Regions from separate parts of the Homo sapiens genome. Here regions 1 and 3 are each linked to region 2. Evidence: read pairs that join two places in POLR2A ChIA-PET (ENCODE). Cell type or tissue: MCF 10A. All regions are shown on one strand.

Evidence for each region. Peaks named below come from ENCODE experiments on the same cell type or tissue, not always from the same donor. Only the 100,000 strongest peaks of a DNase experiment are listed, where the experiment ranks them.
Region 1: POLR2A ChIA-PET joins it to region 2 with 10 read pairs; 4 of 35 experiments call an interaction of 5 or more read pairs at or near these places.
Region 3: POLR2A ChIA-PET joins it to region 2 with 30 read pairs; 7 of 35 experiments call an interaction of 5 or more read pairs at or near these places.

What each region holds. Positions count from the first base shown.
Region 1 is chr1:214,436,094-214,444,093 of GRCh38, reverse strand. All of the region lies in intron 3 of PTPN14 (protein tyrosine phosphatase non-receptor type 14), which reads left to right. Among named protein-coding and RNA genes, the nearest start is that of PTPN14, 110 kb to the left of the region's middle. RefSeq lists enhancers at 4,321-4,660, 3,975-4,946. In MCF 10A, no CTCF peak of the experiment used is centred here; DNase peaks (open chromatin) are centred at 2,723 and 4,453.
Region 2 is chr1:214,383,602-214,391,601 of GRCh38, reverse strand. PTPN14 (protein tyrosine phosphatase non-receptor type 14) reads left to right here. Exons shown (of 19, transcript NM_005401.5): 11 at 557-614; 12 at 4,680-4,758; 13 at 6,814-8,000. Among named protein-coding and RNA genes, the nearest start is that of SMYD2, 110 kb to the right of the region's middle. In MCF 10A, a CTCF peak has its summit at 2,796 (motif pointing left); DNase peaks (open chromatin) are centred at 2,781 and 4,601.
Region 3 is chr1:214,578,166-214,586,165 of GRCh38, reverse strand. No RefSeq gene overlaps it. Among named protein-coding and RNA genes, the nearest start is that of CENPF, 21 kb to the left of the region's middle. In MCF 10A, a CTCF peak has its summit at 818; DNase peaks (open chromatin) are centred at 865 and 4,155.

The sequences.
Region 1 (8,000 bases), 52 kb before region 2:
TTTTTTATTTCAACCTTTATTAAGTACCTATTCTGTGTTAGACACTTTGCTAGTTAGTGGGAATGTAATAACAAATAGGTCTCAACTCCCCACCTCCCTCCCACTCTCACTCCCACCACAGAGCTGTATCTCCAAGCAGCTTTTATTTCATTTCCGTGTATTTGATTTACTAGAAGTTTATTTGAATTTGTCTTTAACGTCTACATTGCTGACCCTATTTACTTCCAGGAGAAGGCAATGCCACTGCTTTGGTGAAACCCAAGGGCAAATGTCTCCTGGGACCAGGACCAGCTTCATGGGTCTGTGACCTGTGCAGTTAGTTGCACAGTACCCCATGCTCAGAAGTGCCCTGTAGTTGGTTTAGTGCTCTGCTGTTGCCATCCTGAAGTTTTTTGGTTTTTCAACAGTGGATTCTGCATTTTCACTTTGCGCTAGACTCTGCAAATTAAGTAACCAGCCCTTCCCAGGACAAGGACAGCCTCCTGTTCCTCATACATGCATCTCTGTTCGTTCACCTCTGCTTGTTTTGTTGTTATCTTGCGATTTATTCTTAAGTATCGGTGGATTTACTGATTTGAATCTACTGTTATGGGTGTGATCAAAGAGAAAAAGTAAATTTAATAAACCCTCAAGGGAACAAAACTAAAATTTTCACTGTCTTTGCAAATAAGAAAATAGAAATGTAGCGCTGGTAACCATTTCTGCTTCTGGATCTGACTCACTGGGAAATCCTTGCAGGAATTGGGGAGGTGGTGTAAAGTCAATTTGATTTCTTTTAGGAAAGCTGATTGGATTAGCTTGTCTTGATCCTCAACTAGGATTTTCTTATGTTTTACTGTGAAGAAGACTATAAATCAAGACTATACAGTAGATGCCTACTTCATAGTACAAGTTGTCCAAATACATGAAGTTGCTTCTTGTTTCTTTCTTTGCTCTTAAGAAAAAGATATGGTGTGAAAGATATGCAGTTAGGCTGGGCGCGGTGGTTCACGCCTGTAATCCCAGCACTTTGGGAGGCTGAGGCGGGTGGATCACTTGAGGTCGGGAGTTCGAGACCAGTCTGACCAATGTGGAGAAACCCTGTCTCTACTAAAAGTACAAAATTAGCCTGGCATGGTGGCACATACCTGTAATCCCAGCTACTCAGGAGGCTGAGGCGGGAGAATCGCTTGAACCCAGGAGCAAGAGGTTGTGGTGAGCGGAGATCGCACCATAGCACTCCAGTCTGGGCAACAAGAGTGAAACTCCGTCTCAAAGAGAAAAAAAAAAAAAAGAAAGCTATGCAGTTAGGTAGTTAGCTATTGAGGCAACCTACTGCTACTAGAACAATGAAGTATAGACAAATAAGATGAAGTTAACTTAGCCGAAGTTAACTTAGCCGTAAACATAATCTAGCTGTTTCTCTGATATTCTTTCCCTTTAGGGAAAACAAATAGTAAAATAAATCAGTGTTCTTTTGTAATATCACTTGGCATAACTTATTATTTATTGTAGGTGTCCTATAATGAAGAGGAAACTCAGAATTTCAAAAGGAAATAAATCAGAGGCATTATTCGTATTTCAAAAGGAGTCTTCATGTAATGTTTGTGTTCTTTAATGCATCTGAGATGTTTGATTGAGATGCTTTATAAAGCAAGATATGCTTATACGTATGTTTTAGCCATTAGAAAAACAAAGTTTACCAAAAAAATAGGTTGAGCATCCCTAATTCAAAAATTCAAAATCTATAATGTACCAAAATTGAAAACTTTTTGAGCACCAACATGATGCTCAAAGGAAATGCTCGTTGAAGCATTCAGGATTTCTGATTTTTGGATGAGAGATGCTCTACTGGGTAAGTATAGCAAATATTTCAAAATCTGAAATCCCAAACACTTCTCGTCCCTAACATTTTGCATAAGGGGTACTAACCTGTTTAGTATACTTCAAAGAAGTGATAATTTTATTATTACATCTTTAAATCACATGGTTAATGTGTTAGTATTTGGTCTATTTGGAACTTTTCTCAAAAGCAAACAAAAATAATGTGCTATTGAGCTATTTTGAAAATAAGTTCTTAAGCAGAGGTATTGATTTTTATCCTTTGTGAATTCCTTGATTTTCAAAGATACATTCATTCATTTGTTCATTCATTCATTGATTCCAAATTGTTCTTTATTAGTGTTACATTGCAGGACTGAGAAAGATTAAACAATTGAACTCATGAAATAATAAAGATTTGTAATAGAGCATGAGTCAAAATGTTAAAATAGTCTACTTTTTCTAAAGCTTGAGTAGAATACGATGATGCCACATTGTAGTGTTTACCTTTAACAAAGGTGTGAAAAGAAGGGGGAAAAACAACAGAAGCTATATGAAGAGGTGTTTTGTCATGTTGAAGCATGCAGGCTGTGCCTTATGAATTTTTAAGAGACATCCGCTTCCCATAAAGGATTCTCAAGATTGTAGGGGTATCATTACAATGGGTGGGATTGAGAATGGTGTGTCAATTTCAAAAATGGATTTTAAAAAAAATCTTGACGTTGGAAGAGGTGCAAAGAATAGATGTTTTATAATTGTTTGCTCTACCTTTTTTCCTGAATATCAGCATTGGGACATTCAGTTGGAGTGGAGTGGGTGGAGAGGAAGGAAGTGACAGATGTGCTACATCCACACGTTAAAGAAACTTACAGTGTCTGAGCAGCAGCAGAATCTAGAAAGCACAAGAATCCAAAACCTCAAAACTTCCCCAGCCTGAGGATATTATAGTTCTGTGTGGTTCTGTGGAAAAATGTAGTTGCGTTCCATCACCGGATATAATGTAACAGTAGTAGTCATGGTAGCAGCTAACATTTATGTGCAAGATGCTATGCTAAGTATCTCAGATTATTATCTTTTTCAGTCTTCACTAGAACTCTATAAAGTGGGCACCCTGAAAAAGAACTGTTTGTTTTTTAAATAACAGAAGTTTTTTCTCTAACAAGTGGAGTAGATTTAGGTCATCACATAAATGGAGTCTTTTATATTACTTTGCCAGAGAAATACATCCGTTCATGCCTTTCTTCACTGGCTTTATCAGAGTAACAGGGAGTTTAGTTCCATAAAAAGTCAACAAAGAAATCCAGAGGGCTGACCTACCAGTAAGATCAGAGATTATTAACTAGTACTATGAGGGCTGATTCTGGTCTTCAGGTGGGTTTTGTTTCACCAGGATCATTTTTGAAAGAACTGAATTGGGACGCCTTGCAGAGAGGCATGTGCTGTCTAACTGGGCCTAGTTCTCCACTCCCTAGGGAGTTAATAGTCAGCAGCATTTACACATTCTTGTGACCTGTCTGGCCTTGTAGGTATTTAGGTCCTGACTGCCGATACTTGCACTTTCTGTATAACTTGAAGTGCATCTCAGTACTTGGGTCAGCCCATATCTCTTCATTGACCCAGTTGATTTTATGTCATTCAGTGTCCAGCTGTATTAACACTTTAGCTGCCTATAAGAGACTGTAGGTGGTTGAGCTGAGTGTGAGAGTATAACTTCCCTAAGTGCTCATTTGAAAACTTTATTTCTGTGTAAAGATCACTCCGGAGGGCTAGATTATATGTCCCTGTCAACTTTCTACTGCAGAGCCATGGCTCAAATTATTCAGATTTCCTCTCTTTATTGCTCACAATATCTGTCTCATCTCTGATTACCCATAAAAGGTTCATGCATAGAAAGAGTACCAAGCGTCTTATAGGCCAATAAAGACATCATTCAAATCTTAAACAAACACAGCCTATTTGAGAAAGAGCCCTTTGCCTTATATCAAGACAGACCAGAATGATAGAGTTTTATATCTAAATATGAGACCCCACATATCAATAAATCACAGAGACCAGTTGCTTTGTTTTACAGATGAAGAAACTGAGAAACAGACAGATAAAGGGACTCTGCCCATAGTCACACAGCTGTTTAGTGACAAGCCTGGCTCTTAAGGTGGTTCTGGAATGGTTTTAGGTGAACCAAGCATGCTGACATGGGAGAGCCCATAGATAGGATTTATTTAAACGTTCAAAAAGTCTTTGCCAATCCTCCCCTCCCCTCCCCTTAGCTGTAACAGCTAAGACACACTGTGGAATTGGAAGGGATGAGTTTTGTCAAAGAGAAGGAAGTAGTTCAGACAGAAGAAACAAAGGGTAGAGGGAAACAGGCACTTCTTTGAGTGAGTCCTTTAAATAGCGAGCATTATGTAGAGAGTGGAACTAAAATGGGTTTTATTTAACGTCTTTATCAGTGATCTCCAGCCCTGGGCACATAGTGAAAGTGCCAAGCTTTCAGATGACACTGAGTCCTTTAGAAGGGTGGAAAATTGAGACATTGCAAGTAAACAGTAGAAAGGTGTCAGCAGGTGTCAAGTTACCAGGTGTGACTCAAATAATGATACTGCTTTCTGGTGTACTTTGTAAAAGCAGAGGAGGCGTAATCATAGCGGGACATGTTGCAACATGTTTCGGTTTACAGCCTCCTAACTCTCAAGGTCAGCTCGTCAATCTTGTGCTTGCAGCTGGGGAGAGTGAGTAGACATTTCGCCTGACGTTTGCTGCCAGCATAAAAATGAGTTACCGTTATTCAGAGCAAATCCCAGCAACTTTGACGTAAGTTTAACTGAAATGCGAGTTAGACACATGGTCCTTTAGTAGAAAATCACAGAGATGAAGCAATGTTGGAAGCAAATGCTTTTGACCAGCATAAATGTTTTGAAGAAGGTAGAAAAGATAGATGTTTATGACAGTGACTAATGTGAGAAACCCATAGGTCTAACTAAGGAAAACATGAAAAAGGTCGGTAATTTGGATCCTTGAAATAAAATGGCCAACTGTGAAAAGATAGCTACTGATGAGGATACTGATGGAAAATTTGAAGCAAGTTATGTATCTGCTAGAGCTCTGTATGTTTTGAATGATTGTTGGAATCAGCAAAGAACTAGTATTTTTTGGTTTAATCTTCAAGGAAAATAATAGCTGGAAATAAAACAATAAAAAAAACACTACAAAGGAGAACATACATTAATGTGGGAAGTAGGGGGAAAAAAAGGAAAAAGAAGGAGAACAGACTTGAAGACCTCACTCTCTGGTGTTTGTTTCTTGGTCAGGCTCTGTAAACTCCCCAAAATTAAGTTCTTGTGTTTAGAATCAGGAGATGATGCTAGCATAGCTATTGTAAGGATGAGTTCAGAAAGCATTTGCCATTGTGCTTAGCATATAGTAGGTCTTCAAATAATATTTGTTTTTTTTAAATGAAAAGATATACTAGAAGGTAGCAGGAAACTGCTGCATCCCTCAGAGAGCTGTGCTGGTATCAGTCACCTGGCAGAAGATTCTCTGTGACCCACACTAACCAGAAACATAGGGGAAGAACATTCTGGGAAATGGAGTGCAGCCTAGTCAGGTTGAGACATTACAATGCCACTGTGAGGCTTCGTACATTATTAATGATTAGTAAAACCCAAATCACTGTAAACCATACCCTACTAGAAACTCTACTGAGTACAAATTTTGTACTGACTGGCGATTTCCAAAATTCAGAATTACTCCCTCAAAACAAATGATTTGATATTATTGAAGATAACTTCAAATTTGTCCCTAATTCCCTCAGGCAATTCCCAAAAGTGGAATTGCAAACAATAATTTAAGCAAACATTTTGTGTTATTATCATAGACATGTATTCCCAGGGAGGTTCCCCACCCTCATTCCAGTCCCATATGAGGGAGCAGATCTGCTGCAGAGGACGCGGCCTGGTGCTTTGTCCTGTGCCGAGTGTAGGAAGGCTAAGGTTATCAGGCCCGAGCAAGGAGACAGGATAAAGCGGGCCTTGCCTCACAGCTTCCCAGATGGTCAGAGCAGCTGTTCAGAACAGGGAAGCCAGGTTGGCTGCCACAGGACGGGCCAGGCTGACCCAATGGTAATCTCACAGTACTTGTAACTTGAAGAGACTGTAGTCTGAAAAGATAAACAGATTCCAGTGAAAGATTATTTAAAGAGATGATAGACTCCTGATGAGTGACAGTTATTTAAAAAATAAAAATAAGACATTGGGAGCCTGTTGGTTCTTTGAGTGTGGTCTTCACACTACGTGCATCAGTATTGCCTATGGCATTTTAAAAAATATGTAGGTTATTGTACCCCAGTCCTGACTCCCTGAATCAAAATCTGTTTTTGATCATTGCCATGGGTGATTCTTATCATTTAAGTTTGGTTAAATGGAAGACAACTGTATCCTGATGTCTTTTCAGCTGTAGCTGGTCTTTTCTGTTAGTAGATGGATGTTGGAGAATCTCAGGGGGGATTTTGGGGAACTGGGAAGGAATTAAAGAGTTGCAAAGCTTAAAACATTTGGTTCAGGCTGAGGAATTTAGAGAATAGATGGCGTGGTCTTATTTAGTAGAAAAATTGTGGGCGTCTTCCTGGGGATCCTAGAAGGAACAGAATGGAGAATCCAAGGTTCTTCTGTAGCAATTTTGTACAGTTTGATTGTATTTCCTCTCTTTCAGAATATTTTAGCCTTCTAGGTAGTTCAACTTCTGTAATGCACAATAGATTATGCATAATATAATGAGTAATACATCTCCTAAATAGGTTTAGGGGATATATTAAATACTATTTATTGCATAAGAATTTAGCCTTTTGTGCATCCTTTATTTATTATTAAATTTATTATTCCTATAAGAATAATAAAAACTGGCCTGAATTATACTACTCTAGGACCCTAAAACCTTAAACACAACTTCCCACTGTTTCTGCAGGCTTTGAAGTTACAGATTGAATTTTAATTTTTAAAGTGAGAATTTTGCAAAACTGAGAATTCTACATATGGATTTCAGTAATTCTTTTGCCACTGTCTGATTTATTGATATTTACTGCATTTAGGTAAGTGTAAGATGAAATAATAGGTAAATTAAGAAAAAAATAAAATAATTTCAGCCAAATAAAATTCAAGGTTGTGAAAACATTATTTCTTTCCATTATCAGTTATTTGAAAAAATATTATTTCTGGCACTGGTTCATGAAATACTTGATTTCAACTACCAACTAGAAGTACACTATATTTAAGTAAAAAAAAAAAAAAATACAGAGAGGCTTGGTTCTAGATAGCAGTTATCTTAATTTTCCAGACATCTGTGACTACTTCCTTACTATATACATTGAGAGATTTTGTGTGTTGCATTTGCATGCATACAAGCACACCCATGATTTTGTGATGTGCTGACTCTTGTTAAGAGTACTTGAAAAGCATTATCCTGAGAGCTAATATTCTGACAAACCTTTTTTTTTTTTTTTTTTTTTTTTTTTTGAGACGGAGTCTTTCTCTGTCGCCCAGGCTGGAGTGCAATGGTGCGATCTCGGCTCACTGCAACCTCCGCCTCCCGGGTTCAAGTGATTCTCCTGCCTCAGCCTCCCCAGTAGCTGGGATTACAGGCGCCCACCACCATGCCCAGCTAATTTTTTTAGAGAAGGGGTTTCACCATGTTGGCCAGCTGGTCTTGAACTCCTGACCTCAGGTGATCTGCCCGCCTCAGCCTCCCAAAGTGCTGGGATTACAGGCATGAGCCACTGTACCCAGCCCTAACTGTCTTTAACCAAAAATCTCACACTTACTTGAAAAAATATGGTTTCAAAATATTTTATCCACCACAAGTTGGCAAATGGCAGGTAAAAGAAAACTGTATTTTTTTTTAACTTTATTTTAGATACAGGGGTATACGTGTGGGTTTGTTATATAGGTAAATTGTGTGTCACGGGAGTTTAGTGTACAGATTATTTCATCACCCGGGCAATAAGCATAGCACCTGATAAGTAGTTTTTCAATCCTTACCCTCCTCTCACCCTCCATCCTCAAGTAGGCCCTGGTGTTTGTTATTCCCTTCTTTGTGCCCATGTGTTCTAGATGTTTAGCTCCCACTTAAAAGTGAGAACATGCGGTATTTGGTTTTCTGTTCCTATGTTAGCTCACTTAGGATAATGACCTCCACCTGCATCCATGTTG
Region 2 (8,000 bases):
ATTTTTTAATCTCTACATTTAAAAATATGTTGCTTCTTAGTCTGGAAAATATCTGATCAATGTTTGTAAAATGTGTTATCTTAATAAAAAGTATCTTTATATGGTCACACTAAAAATATTGTATCTATTTTGTATTTTCATTTGACTGGAAGTATTTTAAAAATATTTTTTCTTGCATTTTTTTTAAAAACTGTGAAAGATTTTACATATATACAACAGTAGAAAGAGTACAATTTTTTAAAATCCATGTAATAATGGTGATATTTTTCAGTCTGGCTTATTTCCCTCAGTCTTTCTATAGAAATAAGCCTCCATTGGTTTAATATTACTTTGTAAAATTTATTCTAAAAGTATCCTTATCCGAACATTTTGAAAATAAAGAAAAACAAAGCAAATCAAGATTGTTCTTAGTGTTACCACCCAGAAATAAGCCACGTTTATGTTTTGATATAACGATTACCAGTCTTGTTTATTCTCTTCCTCTCCTTCCCTTGTCTATCTGGTCTTTTTATATCAATAATAATAACCATTCTCATTTTTTCACCTCTTCATGTAGACAGTCAAATTCTCCACCCCCCATCAGACGCCAGCCCACCTGGAGCCGATCCTCTCTGGTATGTATAGAAGCTGCAGTGATCAAGTGATCTGACTGTTGAGCATTCTTTGTTATTAATTTGAGGTGGGGGGATGATGAGGGCATCATGATGAGGTGAAATTTTGTGAGAACACAGAGGCGTCATTCTGTCAAGCAGATGCGATGGACACCCGTTTTGTCCCCCTTGGACCCATCCATGCCCACCACTACTCTAAGTGTGGCTGAGGCTGAGGGTTTACCCTGAGAGTAGGTCTTATTCCAGGCCTGTGGGACCATGTTCCATCAGCATACAGCCCATGGTGTGTTTTCATTCCCTTGCTCATCTGTTCTGGTTGTTGTGTGAAGATACATCTTCAGTTACGAGCTCCACAAATTCCTTTGTGTTCACTGCCGTAGAGAGAGCTTAATAAACTAGTGAGAAAATGCCTTCTAAATGAGCAAAAATTGAACGGATCTAGTTGATGGTCTCAGGCAGAGTATCTGATGGGGAAAATTGATTGCATATTTCCTAATTTTAGGCCTTTTAAAAAAAATCAGAATTCCAAAGCACTTCCATAATTTTAGGCTTTAATTAGCCAGCAGAGTTTGAATTGACCTAGCTTTAGCTGCTGCTTTGTTGTTTGTTTGTTTGTTTGAAGCTGCTCTCCTCATCATGTGAATAAGGAAACACAATTAATTTCAATGCATGTGTTCTGTCTTAGGCTATGTTTTATTTTGAGGATTACTCAAGGATAACAGATGTTAAGAATTGGTTTTCTTTAATGTTTTCCACTTGTTTTAACTCACAATTCTTTTATTTTAGGTCATGATTTTTTTACACAAAATCAAAATAAGCATATGACCTTTTAACTTCTCTAGATCAACAATTCTTTCAAGCTGATAGAATGCAATTGAATTTTTCTTCATATTCAGTGTATACACTATAGCATGTCTTTAACTTGTCTTTTGAAGGGAGCGTTTTGAGAAAAGTTTATTTCCTTGAAAATGCTTAGATGTGGACTCTGAATTCTTGAGTTGAGTCATTATATTATCGCAGTAATTCCTGAGTGCCTGTGTGAATATTATTTCTCTCAGTATTATGCACAATATCTCACATGTGGTCCTGGGCCCTGAAAATGTAACAGATACGTTGGGCTTTCCCCCGAGTACCAATAGATTTGTTCATGGCACTGATTTATTTATTCTTCTCCTTTATGAATGTTATCTTCCTTTTCCCTTCTTTAGAGTATAGATGTCTTTATTAGCAAAATAATTTTTCATTTACACCCTTGAAACCCTATGGGAGGCAAAGTGTTTTAAAGCTCTCTTGTGATCTTATCTTGTCCTCATTATCCAGAGAGGATGCAGAGGCTTACCTATTTTATTTGGATGAAGACAGTTTATAGGAAGTCTGATCCAATTCATGGCTTCCCCCTTTCCCCTGTCCTTTAGGTTTAAACCATTTCACCAAGAGTTTCTTACAATGAGTGAGTAAGACCAAATAACACTGTCTCTTGGCTTCCTTGCTGATAACCAGGACTTCTCATTGCTGTTTTTCACCTGCCCTCTTCTGTCTATATTTTGGCGTCAAGTTTGTTTCTCTATTAGCAGGTCTGGGAAGAAATGGAATAATGTATTAGAATATATAACGAGATGAAATAAATAATATAATCCTGAAATGATGTTTGAGGGATTAGCTATTATTGTCCTTTGACAATGCTGTTTGTGAACTGGCATAAGTCTGCTCATTTATGTCAGTTCATAAACCGTAACTTACTTATTGGTTTTTTTTAAATAAGGCAAGAAAACACAGTAAACCAATTTTGCCTTGCTGTGTATTTCTATTCCCTTGTACAAATCCCTCCCCACTGTGTTTTTCTTTAAAGCCTTAAAATGGTTGTGCTACCATGGAAAAATTTAGTTGAATTATGTATTGCCAAGAAAAGGAAAAATATTTTTAAATTGCAACTCAAAAATCAGCCAAAGGGAGACTTGGGAATATAGCACCTTTTCTTTGGTAGGCCCGAACTGCTTTCTTAGATTGATTTCAGTTCTTCATTTCTTCTGTCTTGATTCCTTTTAATTCTTGGATCCCTTTTTTTTTATTACCCCTTTGAAGATCAAGCATTGTTTGTGGCAAAGAAAATGATAGGTGAGTTATTCACCCAGCTTCAAGCTCTTGGCCAGTGCGTTTCTTCCATTGAGGGATGCTGAGAAAGTGTGACCCCTGCTGGATTTGGGTTTCTTGGTTTGATCTGAGATTCTTCTCTCAAAATAGTAACCTTTAAAATCTATAAGGCTAATAGAAATATAAGAGATTGGCTGGGCACGGTAGCTCACACCTGTAATCCCAGCACTTTGGGAGGCCAAGGTGGGTGGATCACTTGAGGTCAAGAGTTCAAGACCAGCCTGGCCAACATGGTGAAACCCCGTCTCTACTAAAAATACAAAAACTAGAAGGGCCTGGTGGCACAGCGTCTGTAATCCCAGCTACTAGGGAGGCTGAGGCATGAGAATCTCTTGAACCCGGGAGGCGGAGGTTGCAGTGAGCCGAGATTGTGCCACTGCACTCCAGCCTGGGCAATAGAGTGAGACAATGTCTCAGAAAATAAAAAAAAAAAGAAAAAAGAAATATGAGAGATTATCCTGTTCGGTGGCTTACAAACGTAAGCGTTTTGAGGGTTTTTTCCCCCGCAAATCAAAACTCTTATTTCAAACAAATTCTTACCTGGAACCTCAGTACATAAATAAAATGGAGAATGCTTGAGGTAGGGGAAGAGAGGAGCTTGATTTGACTGACGGGAAACTGAGACCGACTGAGGTTAAATGGCTTGCTCTAGATTACATTAGTGCATAACCGTCTTTCCTTTGTTGGTTCACCAAATATTTAATCCATTGAAGTTTTTTTGTTTTGTTTTGTTTTGTTTTTTTCTCTGAAAACTTGTCCCTCTTCCGCAGCATGAAGTTATTCAGGTTCAGTCTAAATAGCCATCTTTAACAGACTGTGGAAGATTCTGCACTGCGGTGGTGGGTAGACAGGGCCCTTTGCACACTTGGTTCTGCAATGGGGAAGGTCAGCAAGTGGTCTTGACAGCTACACACTCATTGTTGTGGGCCACATTTTAGATATTTAAATAGATTCACCCTGGGCTCAGCTTAACACTAACCCTGTTCCTATTTAAGGTTGATGTGGAGCTGTGAACTGGGGTCTCAGGCACAGCTATGTTGATGTGTAGGAGCTTGTGAATGGAATTTTGAGAACAAAACAGGTGTCCCCCTTATTCTCATTTCTGAGATGGGTTATAATAATTTACTTTCTCTTTCTTTCTTTCTTTCTTTTTTTTTTTTTTTTTGACGGAGTCTTGCTCTGTCGCCAGGCTGGAGTGCGGTAGCATGATCTTGGCTTACTGCAACCTCCGCCGCCCAGGTTCAACGACTCTCACGCCTCAGCCTCCCAAGTAGCTGGGACTACAGGTGCATGTCGCCACGCCCAGATAATTTTTTTCTTTTTTTCTTGGAGACGAAGTCTCAATCTGTTGCCCAACCTGAAGTGCAGTGGCACGATCATGGCTCACTGCAACCTCCAAGTCCCAGGTTCAAGTGATTCTCCTGCCTCAGCTCGCGAGTAGCTCGGACTACAGGCATGCGCCACCATGCCTGGCTAATTTTTGTATTTTTAATAGAAATGGCATTTCAATGTGTTGCCCAGGCTGGTCTTGAACTCCTGAGCTCAGTCAATCTGCCTGCCTTGAATAATTTACCTTTTCTAAAAGTTATTCTTGTGAAAGAAGGCATAGAGAACTTTGCAAATATATTAGAACATAGATAGTAAATGGTTACATTTAGTCTTTGATGGTGACCTCTTTCTCTTTCTGATCTTGAACCAACTTCATTTCTCCCTTACTGTTTCTCCAGTTCCAAACTTAGTGATGAGATGGGAGTGCAGACGGGTAGAAGAAGGTTGAGTCAAAGGGGTGGCAGGGACAGCAGCTGCCACGAGCCTCCCTTACAACGTGGCGGGACTGCCGTGTGCCTGGGCCGGCTGTGTGAGTCACCAGCCGTGTCTGCCCAGGCCTCCCCACCTCCTCTGTGTTCTCTGTTTCAGCCCAGGCAGCAGCCGTACATCCTGCCTCCCGTTCACGTCCAGTGTGGTGAGCACTACTCGGAAACGCACACCTCGCAAGGTAACTCTGGCTTGCCGTTCTCCCTTCTTAAGACAAAAAGTTGAATACCAGTAAGCAGTAAAGAAGGCTTTAAAAAAAAGATGACAGGGATGCTTTCTTTTCAACTTTGTCATCGTCTGAATGACAGTAGCTAACAGCTTCAGTTTGTGGAAGGCCTAGACTGTCAGTTACCTCTGATCAAAAAATTTCCCCAGTATTGGCTGCTCAGGGAGTCGGGGCCAAGGCAGCGAGCAAGTCCTTTTCTCCTCCCTTTCCTAAGGGAGCTTAGAGAAGAGAGTATGACAGCTCAGCCCAAGCGAATGCACTTCACCTTCATTGCCAGTATCAGAAAGCTCGTGGCAGTCACTCAGCTTTTCATGGTGACGTAGAACACGGGCATGCAGAATAATTGGAAGAAATAAACAAAGTCAGCCTTTTCTTTTAGCTGTTTTTCTCATCTCTTTCTCCAGCCCCTTTCTTGGTACACTTGCTTTTTTCTTCTCTGAGTAAGGTAAATCTGTTTTATTCCTCTCTTTCTCCCAAAACATCTCCCATGCAAAATGTGTGAAAAAGCTTCTTCTGCTAGTAATGACTCCATGATAACAACTAACATTCATAGAGCAATTGTGGTATTGCTGTAAGTACTTGCTATATATTGTCTTATGTCATCCTTAAAATAAACCTATAGGTACTATTATTATTTCTATTTTACAGTTATAGAAATTGGAATACAGAGAGATTAATGATGGAACTTATATATGAAAATCGGTAACTTGTAATCGTTATGCTAACTGCATTTCAAAAAGAGAGATGGTAGAAAACCGTGGATGTTGGAAATGTAGTAAATGGATAATATAGTTTCTACGTTATCAACTCCTGGCCATTTTGAATCCTCTGCTGTCTGAAAGTGTGAGCATGAAAACCAAGACAATCAAGACTATTTAATTTAATAAAAATAGTACTTTTTATAAGGAGACTGGCAAAGTTACCACATTTCTATGGGAAGGCGCCAAACCCCATGGGAGGTGGATAAATTGCGGCACATTTGTCTCTGTGTTCCCCCTGTTTTTTGTGCCTGTCTCATCTGATCAGATCTCTTTCCACATTCTTCCTCTTCAGACAGTTGAATGTCTTCAGTCACCTTTTCTGTTTTTCACCTTCTCTGATTTTCTGTTTCTCTGTTTTGCTCATGTTTAAATCTGTAGTGTGAAAATGAATATATTTTGGCCACAGAAAGGCAAGAGGTTGCCTTCCTTGGGGTGTGTGTGTGTGTAAGAGAACACCAGACACCTGATTGTAGAAATCAATCAGGTTGGGCCTGATTGTAGAAATCAATCAGGTTGGGCCTGATTGTAGAAATCAATCAGGTTGGGCCTGATTGTAGAAATCTGCTTTTTCTCTCTTTAGGTACCTCTTTAAACTATAATTAATTTTTACTTGAATTGACCTAAGTGATGAAACCAGATCTAGAGGGGATTTGGGGAATTACCAAAAAGAACTCTTGATTCTAATTTTGCCCTTTATTGCTGCTCAGGATGAACTAGCTGTGCGGACACCCTGGCTACATCATTTGTTTTGTGTCTTTAGAATGCCCTGCAGTCCCCTGGGTGAAGGGGCTTTTTCCATTGCCGTCAGGAAGAGCAGCTCTGAGCACTTAGTAATTGAAATCTATTGCCCTATTAAAGTTCTTGACTGTCTTGTCTAAATATTCAGTCCTATTGCCGAGCCCTGCACAAGAGGACAGGCCTCCCCAACTGGAGGGCTGTTGTTGGTGCCTGATTTCAAAGCTTATGGCAAAATTGAGAACTTCCTCAAGCGACACTTACTCCAAATGTGTGCATGCCTTCTTCCATTAGGTTCCCTTTTTCTTTTCAGTATGTCTTAAGGTGTTCTTTCTGTATGTTGGCATTTCATCCAAGATAGTATCTGTTATTCTATAGAACATGTGGGTGGAGACCATGGGATTTCACTTTTTATGATTTGTTTAAATTAAAAGTCACCTCATGAGTATGAGGATGTACTTTGTTGTGGCAGGATGGCTTGGAGGTTCACGTGCCTTTGTTTGACTTCTTGTAGACAGCATTTTTCATGGGAATGAAGAAGCCTTGTATTGCAACTCTCACAACAGCCTGGACTTAAATTATTTAAATGGCACTGTCACCAATGGCAGCGTGTGTAGCGTTCACAGCGTCAACTCCCTCAACTGCTCGCAAAGTTTCATCCAGGCCTCCCCTGTATCCTCCAACCTCAGTATCCCTGGGAGTGACATCATGCGGGCCGACTACATCCCGAGCCACCGGCACAGCGCGATCATCGTGCCCTCGTACAGGCCAACCCCCGATTATGAGACAGTCATGCGCCAGATGAAGAGGGGGATCCTGCATACAGACAGCCAGAGCCAGTCTCTGAGAAACCTCAACATTATCAACACCCATGCCTACAACCAGCCAGAGGATCTGGTGTACAGCCAACCGGAGATGCGGGAGAGGCACCCCTACACTGTCCCTTATGGGCCACAGGGGGTCTACAGCAACAAACTTGTCAGTCCATCTGACCAGAGGAACCCAAAGAATAATGTGGTACCAAGCAAGCCGGGGGCAAGCGCCATCTCGCACACGGTGAGCACCCCAGAGCTGGCCAACATGCAGCTGCAGGGCAGCCATAACTACAGCACGGCCCACATGCTTAAGAACTATCTCTTCAGGCCACCGCCCCCCTACCCACGGCCACGACCTGCCACCAGCACCCCAGACCTGGCCAGCCACCGCCACAAGTACGTCAGCGGCAGCAGCCCGGACCTGGTGACCCGGAAGGTGCAGCTCTCGGTGAAGACCTTCCAAGAGGACAGCTCTCCGGTGGTTCATCAGTCTCTCCAGGAGGTGAGCGAGCCCCTCACGGCCACCAAGCACCACGGCACTGTGAACAAGCGCCACAGCCTGGAGGTGATGAACAGCATGGTGCGGGGCATGGAGGCCATGACGCTCAAGTCGCTCCACCTCCCCATGGCTCGCCGCAACACGCTCCGGGAGCAGGGACCGCCCGAGGAGGGGTCAGGCAGCCACGAGGTCCCCCAGCTCCCTCAGTATCACCACAAGAAGACCTTCTCTGATGCCACTATGCTAATCCACAGCAGCGAGAGTGAGGAGGAGGAGGAGGAGGCTCCAGAATCGGTGCCCCAGATCCCCATGCTCCGGGAGAAGATGGAGTACAGTGCCCAGCTGCAGGCGGCCCTGGCCCGCATCCCCAACAAGCCCCCGCCTGAG
Region 3 (8,000 bases), 190 kb before region 2:
GAGACAGTTACAGCTTCCAGGGGCAGTTCTCAACCAATGGGATCAGAAGCCAGTGAACAAATGCCCCAGTGTTCCATCTTTCACTTGGGCAATTCCGAGAGATCCAAAAGAATCAAACCCCAGGTACTTACTGCTACAAATGGTGACATTGCATCCTTATACTTTTCCTTCTTCCCTGTCTCACTCTCCCTGACCCCACCCCTCTACCATTTTGCTTCCTGGAATCATCACCCAAATAAACTATGTCCACCAAATCTATCTTAGTCTCTGCTTCTGAAAGAACCCAAAGTAAATGGAAGGTGCCATACACTTGATGTATTCTTTTTGACCAGTGAAAAATCTATCTTGGTCCTCCAAATATTGCAAAAACTTACATTATGTAGATGGAACCTCAGTGACCTTACCTGTGAAATTAAAAGTATAATCATAATGGGATTTGCCTGTCACTGGTAATTTAAGAGAGGGCTCTGGTAGATAATGATCATGCTTTCATGCTGGTTTTGCACATTTCTAGACTTCTTTTGATGATAAAACAATGAATTTAACACATTCTTTGGAGCAATAATTAATTTTCAAAGCTTGACATTAGGATATTCTGAGTCCTTTTAGAGAAGAAAGGCTTGGAAAAAACATTACATATTCAACATATTGCCATAATTTAAATAAAGTCAATTACAAATAGATAAATATTCAACATCTTGGTACATTTTAAAGAAATTGATCACAAACCATATGACTACTACTCAGTGATATGAACTGAAGCCCAAGAAAAAGGACCTTACACTTTTAAAAAGCTTTTTCTATTCCTACCACTAGGTGATTCTCTATACCTAAAAAAGTCTTTGAAAGTAACCTATTTTGTCCCACACACTCTGACTCACTGCATTTTCTGTCTTCCTCTGTCTTTTCCCTCAGTGTATCTAATGTGTTTGCTCACACTTTCTTTAGAATAACATTTGGTTGTTTAAAGTGAGAAAAAAGAAAGAAAAAAAGGCTCATAATCCTACAGCTTAAATAATCTTTCATATTAACAAAATCATACAATAACACACAATATGAAATTCCAGATATTCAAAAAAGACATAAAAGATGAGTTTGGGAAACTAGAATGAACACTGAACATCCACTAGTCTAGATCCTCATTTTACAGCTGAAGTCAGCAAGATTGAGATACAGTCAATGCTCGAACAACACAGTGGTGGGGGGAGGGAGTGGTTAAGGGTGCCAAACCCATCCTGTGCAAAACTTTTGACTCCCCAAAAACTTAACTACTAATAGCCTACTGTGGACTGGAAGCCTTACCAATAACATAGGCAGCTGATTAACACATATTTTGTATGTTATGTGTATTATATACTGTATTCATACAGTAATAAAATGAGCTAGAGAAAAAAATGTTGGCCGGGCACGGTGGCTCACACCTGTAATCCCAGCACTTTGGGAGGCTGAGGTGGGTGGATCATGAGGTCAGGAGATCAAGACCATCCTGGCCAACATGGTGAAACCCTGTCTGTACTAAAAGTACAATAATTAGTTGACAGTGGTGGCATGTGCCTGTAATCCCAGCTACTCAGGAGGCTGAGGCAGGAGAATTGCTTGAACCCAGGAGACAGAGATTGCAGTGAGCTGAGATAGCGCTACTGCACTCCAGCCTGGCGACAGAGCAAGACTCCATCTCAAAAAAAAAAAAATTGTTATTAGGAAAAGCATAAAGAAGAGAAAATACACTTATAGTACTGCACTGTATTTATCAATATCATAAGTTTACAAGATGAATCATCTGTCTGAAATGGTGGGCAACTGCAGCTGCCAACCTCAATCTACAGACTGTGCAATTCAACTTTTATATCAAGCAATTCAGCTTTTTCTTGTAATGTCATGACCTTCTCTGCTTCCTGGGAGTACTACCAGTATCACTAGCAGCACTTTGTATGGGTTCCATGGTGTTATTCAAAGTTTACAATATTACACTAAACATGATGAAAAATACACAACAAGCACGAAAGGTAACTTTTTATTGTGATATGAAATTTACTAGAGATGAACTGCTCCCGTGGAGATGAATAGCCTCACACAGCATTTTAAGTTGATACAACACTTGAGCTCAATGCAATAGCAACAGAAGGTGGTTATGAAATTATCACAGTAGTACAGTATGTACTACAGTTAATTTTATGCAGTTATGATTTAATACTGCATTTTTACATTGGTTTACATTTCTCTCGACTGAATGGTACCATGCACAGTCTGTGTTCGTAGGCGTAAGTTTTAATACATTTTAACTTTTTATAATAAATTTGGGCATATTTTATGGTAGTAAATGATAAAATAGACTAGTAGCTACATATATGTTATGCATTTGTAACATATCTTTTTCTTAATGTTTTGATATTTTTAGAATATGTGGTTTCTCTGCAAGTTTTTTCAAGCTGTCAAAAATCTCCAAAAATTTTTTCAATATGTTTATTGAAAAAAAAACCCTCATATAAATGGACCTACACCATTCAAACCCATGTTGTTCAAGGGTCAACTGTATTTCTAAAAATTAACACAAGTTAATCAGGGAAGAAAAGCAAATTTAAAAACTTTGAAAAGAGAAAACATCATCATTCTGGAATCAATTACTTCCCAGAAATTTAAAACACATTCTTATAACTCTTGCAATAGTCATTTTTACGAAGGAACTAAAATGATTTATATATTTTTAAAATCTCAGTAGCTCCTTAGGAAAAATGCTTATCTAATGCTTATTTCTTCCAAAGTGTGAAAATCAATGTATGTTACATTTTCCCTTTCTTGGTTGGAAGCTTGATCCTCAAGAAAAGTGGCTTTTACGAGCCCAAGTTTCCAAAAAGACAATGTTACAGCCAAAATAAACCTCGCGACTTGCAAGACAAGTTTGCTCAAGGAGCAAGTTTTTATCATCGTGTGACTAAGTTAAGGATCAATTTGTCTCTATCTCATTTTCAATAATAGTTTTGACCCAGGTGTTAGATTAACCATGGACTAAGGTGCATGATTCTCCTGAGCTCTATGACCACGTGTCTTCACATCTTGGAATGAAAGTGAAGGAATTCCCTAAATCAGGAATACAGCTTCAGTGCCCCTAAGAATAACATGGAAAATTTTTTTTTAATGTTTAATTTGAGGCCATACCTAGGTATTGGGGTAGATTACAGAAATCCATTTTATGAATGAAGCAGGCATCTGTGTGGTCAACAGATAACATATACATATTTCCTGGTTGACTTCTATTTTCCTGGCACCTCTCTGGTTTAACATGTGTCCCAGAGTTATTGCTGTTGTTGCTTTAACAAAAGATTATTATTATTAGCTGCGTTAAAATAAGCCAGGACTGGTTTAGTGGATAACTTTGAAATAGGACGTAGGACTCGACTCTGGAGGCAGGGCTCAGACACCTGACCTAATTGAGGACTAGTTAAAACAGGGATGGGGTGGAAACACCTTTCCATATAAGACATGCCCACCAGTGTGCCATGTCAGTTTACCATTGCCATGGCAACACCCAGAAGTTACCACCCTTTTTCTAGGAATTTCTGCGTTAATCGCCTCTTAGTTTGCATGTAAATTAAAGTGGGTATAAATTTGACTTCAGAACTGCCCTCAGCTACTACTCTCAGCACACTGCCTGTGGAGCAGCCCTGCTCTGCAGGAGCAGTCACAGAGCTGCAGGACTGCTGGAGCTGTAACTCCGCCACTTCAATACCTACCGCTGGCTTGCCCTTGAATTCCATCCTGGCTGAACCCCAATTTGGGGATCATCTGCCCTGCATCAACTTTGTACTTCCATATTGTAGCATAGTCTTCCCTAGTAGTGTGTGAGATACATGTGCCATAAACAGAGTTCAACACTTAACAAGTGGTTAAGTCTGAGCTATCAGTGATAACTTCTTTCACCTTTCTTAAACCTTTCTTAAGGCACAGGTAACTAACTCCTCCATTTTAAGGATAGCGGCATATCTCATGCTGGCTTGAAAAAACAAAGTGTGGTTGCATACGGTGACTTAGGACAACTAACTTTTCATCCCAAAGGATGTGGGAGAAATACTTGTTGCTGCTGTCCCTGGCACCCATCTGGTGTATGAGTCAGTTGTGCCTTGGCCCCAGGTGGGGCCTGCAAGATGATTAAGGCACAAGGCTGCCAATCTGCCAGACAGTGGGGTCAGTGTGAAATGTGGGAAATTAGAAACGTGGTGAATGTGAAATACATGCAGGAAGTGGAGGCTAAGCATGCCTACCATAAAGCTTACACAAAGTAGTGTGAGCAATCCTGCTAAAATGGTTTTGGCATATACTAGATAGGGTAAATCTACAACTATTTATTTACCCTATCATTTGGTAACACTTTTCAAAAATGTTGTGATGAACTCTCTCAGCAACAAAGAGCTCAAAAAACAAAACAAAGCAAAAAAGCATGTTTAATGAAATTTCAAATGCAGATTTCTCATTTCTAAATAAAGTTGACGATGAAATATAACGTGCATAAAATATTTGCCAACATTTATCAGCCTCCTTGGGGCCTATAGTAATGAAAATTAGAAGACATAAATATGTTAAGGAGGCCCCAGAATTTACTTCAAACCTTAGCTGTTATTTTAAGCTTTTCTTCGACAGGCATGAAATATGAAGCAATAGCTGCTAATATATTTGGTTTAATTAACAGAACTCTGCAAACAGCTCATGATTTCTGTTTTATGTGTCACCAGCTGCTTCAAATTAAAATTTAATTAATTCCAATAATTGTTCAATATTTTCATGAAATTCAGTGACTCAAAGCTTTTGAAAGTTCATCTGACTTTATTGTGTCTGCTATTGCAAATTCAGTGACAAAATTTGTGAGGATCATATAAATACAAATTCTGGTGATGCACACATTATATTTATTGTCAATTAGTTTATTGATAAATAAGAAATCTATAAAGCAGAAATGTTCTAGAAAACTTTTAGAGAAACGCTATTATTAAAAACAAAACTTGGAACCAAGCCAGACATGGGAGAGTGTCTGTAGTGCCAGGCGTTCAAGAGGCAGAAGCAGAAGAATTTCTTGAGCCTACAAGTTCGAGTCCAACCTGGACAACATAGTGAGACCCTGTCTCTAAAAACAAAACAAAAACTTGGAAGCAAAGAGATATTAAAATTTATCCTATAAAAGCAAGGGAAGACTTGAGTGAATAAATAAGGAAAGCTTAATCCATTTACAGTGTTTAATTTTGAAATTCTATAATTGTGCCTTAGAATATCTACATTTCTGGAATAATCTTTTGATGAAGCTTTTTGTAAAAACAATTTCATAAATTTGTATTCTATGCCAGAATGGAATGAAACTGCAAAAACTAATAATTGTGAAGCATCTATATACAAAATATTTTAAAGTATGGAGACAACTTACTAACAAGTTTTGTCTTACAAAACTATTAGTTAAAGACATCTACTCTGAATGGAGGCAAACAGGAGGTATCATATCTGGGAAAATACTTATGCTGAAATATTTACACATTTCAAATAAAAAGAATAATATTGAGAATTTCCTTCATTTAGCAGAATTTGTTCTGAGCTTACCATAAGCCTCACCACCTGAAGAAAGAGTAATTTCTCAATTGAAAATATTGTAAGCTAGATGGTAGAGTCAATTGAAAAAGAGTATAACAGGCCAGGTGTGATGGCTCACGCCCATAATCTCAACACTTTGGGAGGTCGAAGTGAGCCGATCACTTGAGTCCAGGAGTTCTAGACCAGCCTGGGCAACATGACAAAACTTTGACTGTACAAAAAATATAAAAATTAGTTGTGTGTGGTGGTGTGCAACTGTAGTACCAGCTACTTGGGAGGCTGAGGCAGGAGGATCACTGGAGCCCAGGAGGTCAAGGCTGCAGTGAGCCGTGATTGTGCCACTGCACTCCAGCCTGGAAGACAGAGTGAGACTCTGTCTCAAAAAAAAAAAGTAGGCGATTTTATGAAGAAAATTAAAATGATAAGACCACATTAAAAAAAAATACACTCTGTAGAAATATCTCAGTAAGAGAGTATTGGCAAAAAACACAGCTATTCAAAGTACTTTATTTAAAGTACATGAATATGGGCCGAGCGCAGTGGCTTATACCTGTAATCCCAGCACTTTGGGAGTCCGAGGCAGGCAGATCACCCTAGGTCAGGAATTTGAGACCAGCCTGGCCAACATGATAAAACCCCATCTCTACTAAAAATACAAAAATTAGCCGGGCATGGTGGCATGTGCCTATAATCCCAGCTACTCAGGAGGCTGAGGCAGGAGAATCGCTTGAACCCGGGAGGCGGAGGTTTCAGTGAGCCGAGTTCACACCACTGCACTCCAGCCTGGGTGACAGAGTGAGACTCCATCTCAAAACACACACACACACACACACACACAGAGTACGTGAATATGTACCAACAATTATTCTGTTTGTATTATTTTTAAATTCAGGTAATCAACATAAACATTTCAAAACTTTAATGTACATGAGTTACATGTTTTTAAGAGAGATTTATATTTTTGAAAAAAAATTTTTTTTTTTGAGACAGAGGCCCGGTCAGCATGTGGAGAAGGAATGTCACAAGAACTGATCCTCTGAGCTGTAGTTACAGGGAAGGTGCTCCTTACCTTTAATGTATCACCAAATGAACAGACAGCAACTTTTGTGACTTCCTAATACTCCAGTCCTTACTTCTCAAACCAGAAAAACCCTAGACAAATATCTTGCAACAATTTACTTCTTTCCTCTTTGTCCCCAGGGGAGTCCTGACTCTGGTTTCTTTATCCTCCCAATCCTAAAACTACTTCCTCTTTTGAATAGTAATCTACCTTCTGAGGTAAACTTACCTTATAGTAACTTTATAAGCTTTTATTAGCCACAGGAAAGGTTACACACTGAGGTGTTTTTTTGTTTGTTTGTTTTTTGTTGTTTTTTTTTTTTTTTTTGAGATGGACTCTCACTTTGTCACCCAGGCTGGAGTGCAGTGGTGAGATCTTGTTTTACTGCAACCTCTGCCTCCCAAGTTCAAGCAATTATCCCACCTCAGCCTCCCAAGTAGCTGGGTTACAAGCGCCTGCCACCATGCTCGGCTAATTTTTTTTTGTATTTTTAGTACAGGTGGGGTTTTGGTATATTGGCCAGGTTGCTCTCAAAGCCCTGACCTCAAGTGATCCGCCTGCCTTGGCCTCCCACAGTGCTGGGATTACAGGCGTGAGCCACCATGCCCAGATATTTTTGTTTTTGTTTTTAATTCTGTGTTGAAAATAGAAATTTAGGAAATTTTGAGAGTAGATGCAATATTTGATCAGTATCTGGGGCCTGCCTGACTTCATAGGAATCTAGTTCCCAATATATCCATCAAAAAAGCTGAGCAGGGACCAGGTGCAGTGACTCATGCCTGTAATCCCAGCACTTTGGGAGGCTGAGGCAGGTGGATCACCTGAGCTCAGGAGTTCGAGACTAGCCTGGGCAACGTGGTGAAACCCTGTCTCTACTAAAAATACAAAAATTAGCCAGGCATGGTGGGGTGCGCCTATAATCCCAGCTCCTCAGGAGGCTGAGGCAGGAGAATTGCTTGAACCCGGGAGGTGGAGGTTACAGTGAGCCAAGATCATGACACTGCACTTCAGCCTGGGTGACAGAGCGAGACCCTGTCTCAAAAAAAAAAAAAAAAAAAAAAAAAGCTAAGCATTGAAAGAACACCTAGTTCAATGCCAGGCACATAGTGAGTTTACAACAAATATATGTGAAATTTGTGAATGAATGAAAGAACTCCCAAATAGTTGAAAATCATCTAACTGTACACTTTCAGCTATTTGGTAAAAGAAAGTTGTCAGGAAATGAGAAGCAATAAAAAGTTGGTGGATAAACATTTTTCTTTCTGCCTCACACTGTATTAGTCCGTTTTCATGCTGCTGATAAAGACATACCAGAGACTGGGAAGAAAAAGAGGTTTAATTGTACTTACAGTTCCACATGGCTGGGGAG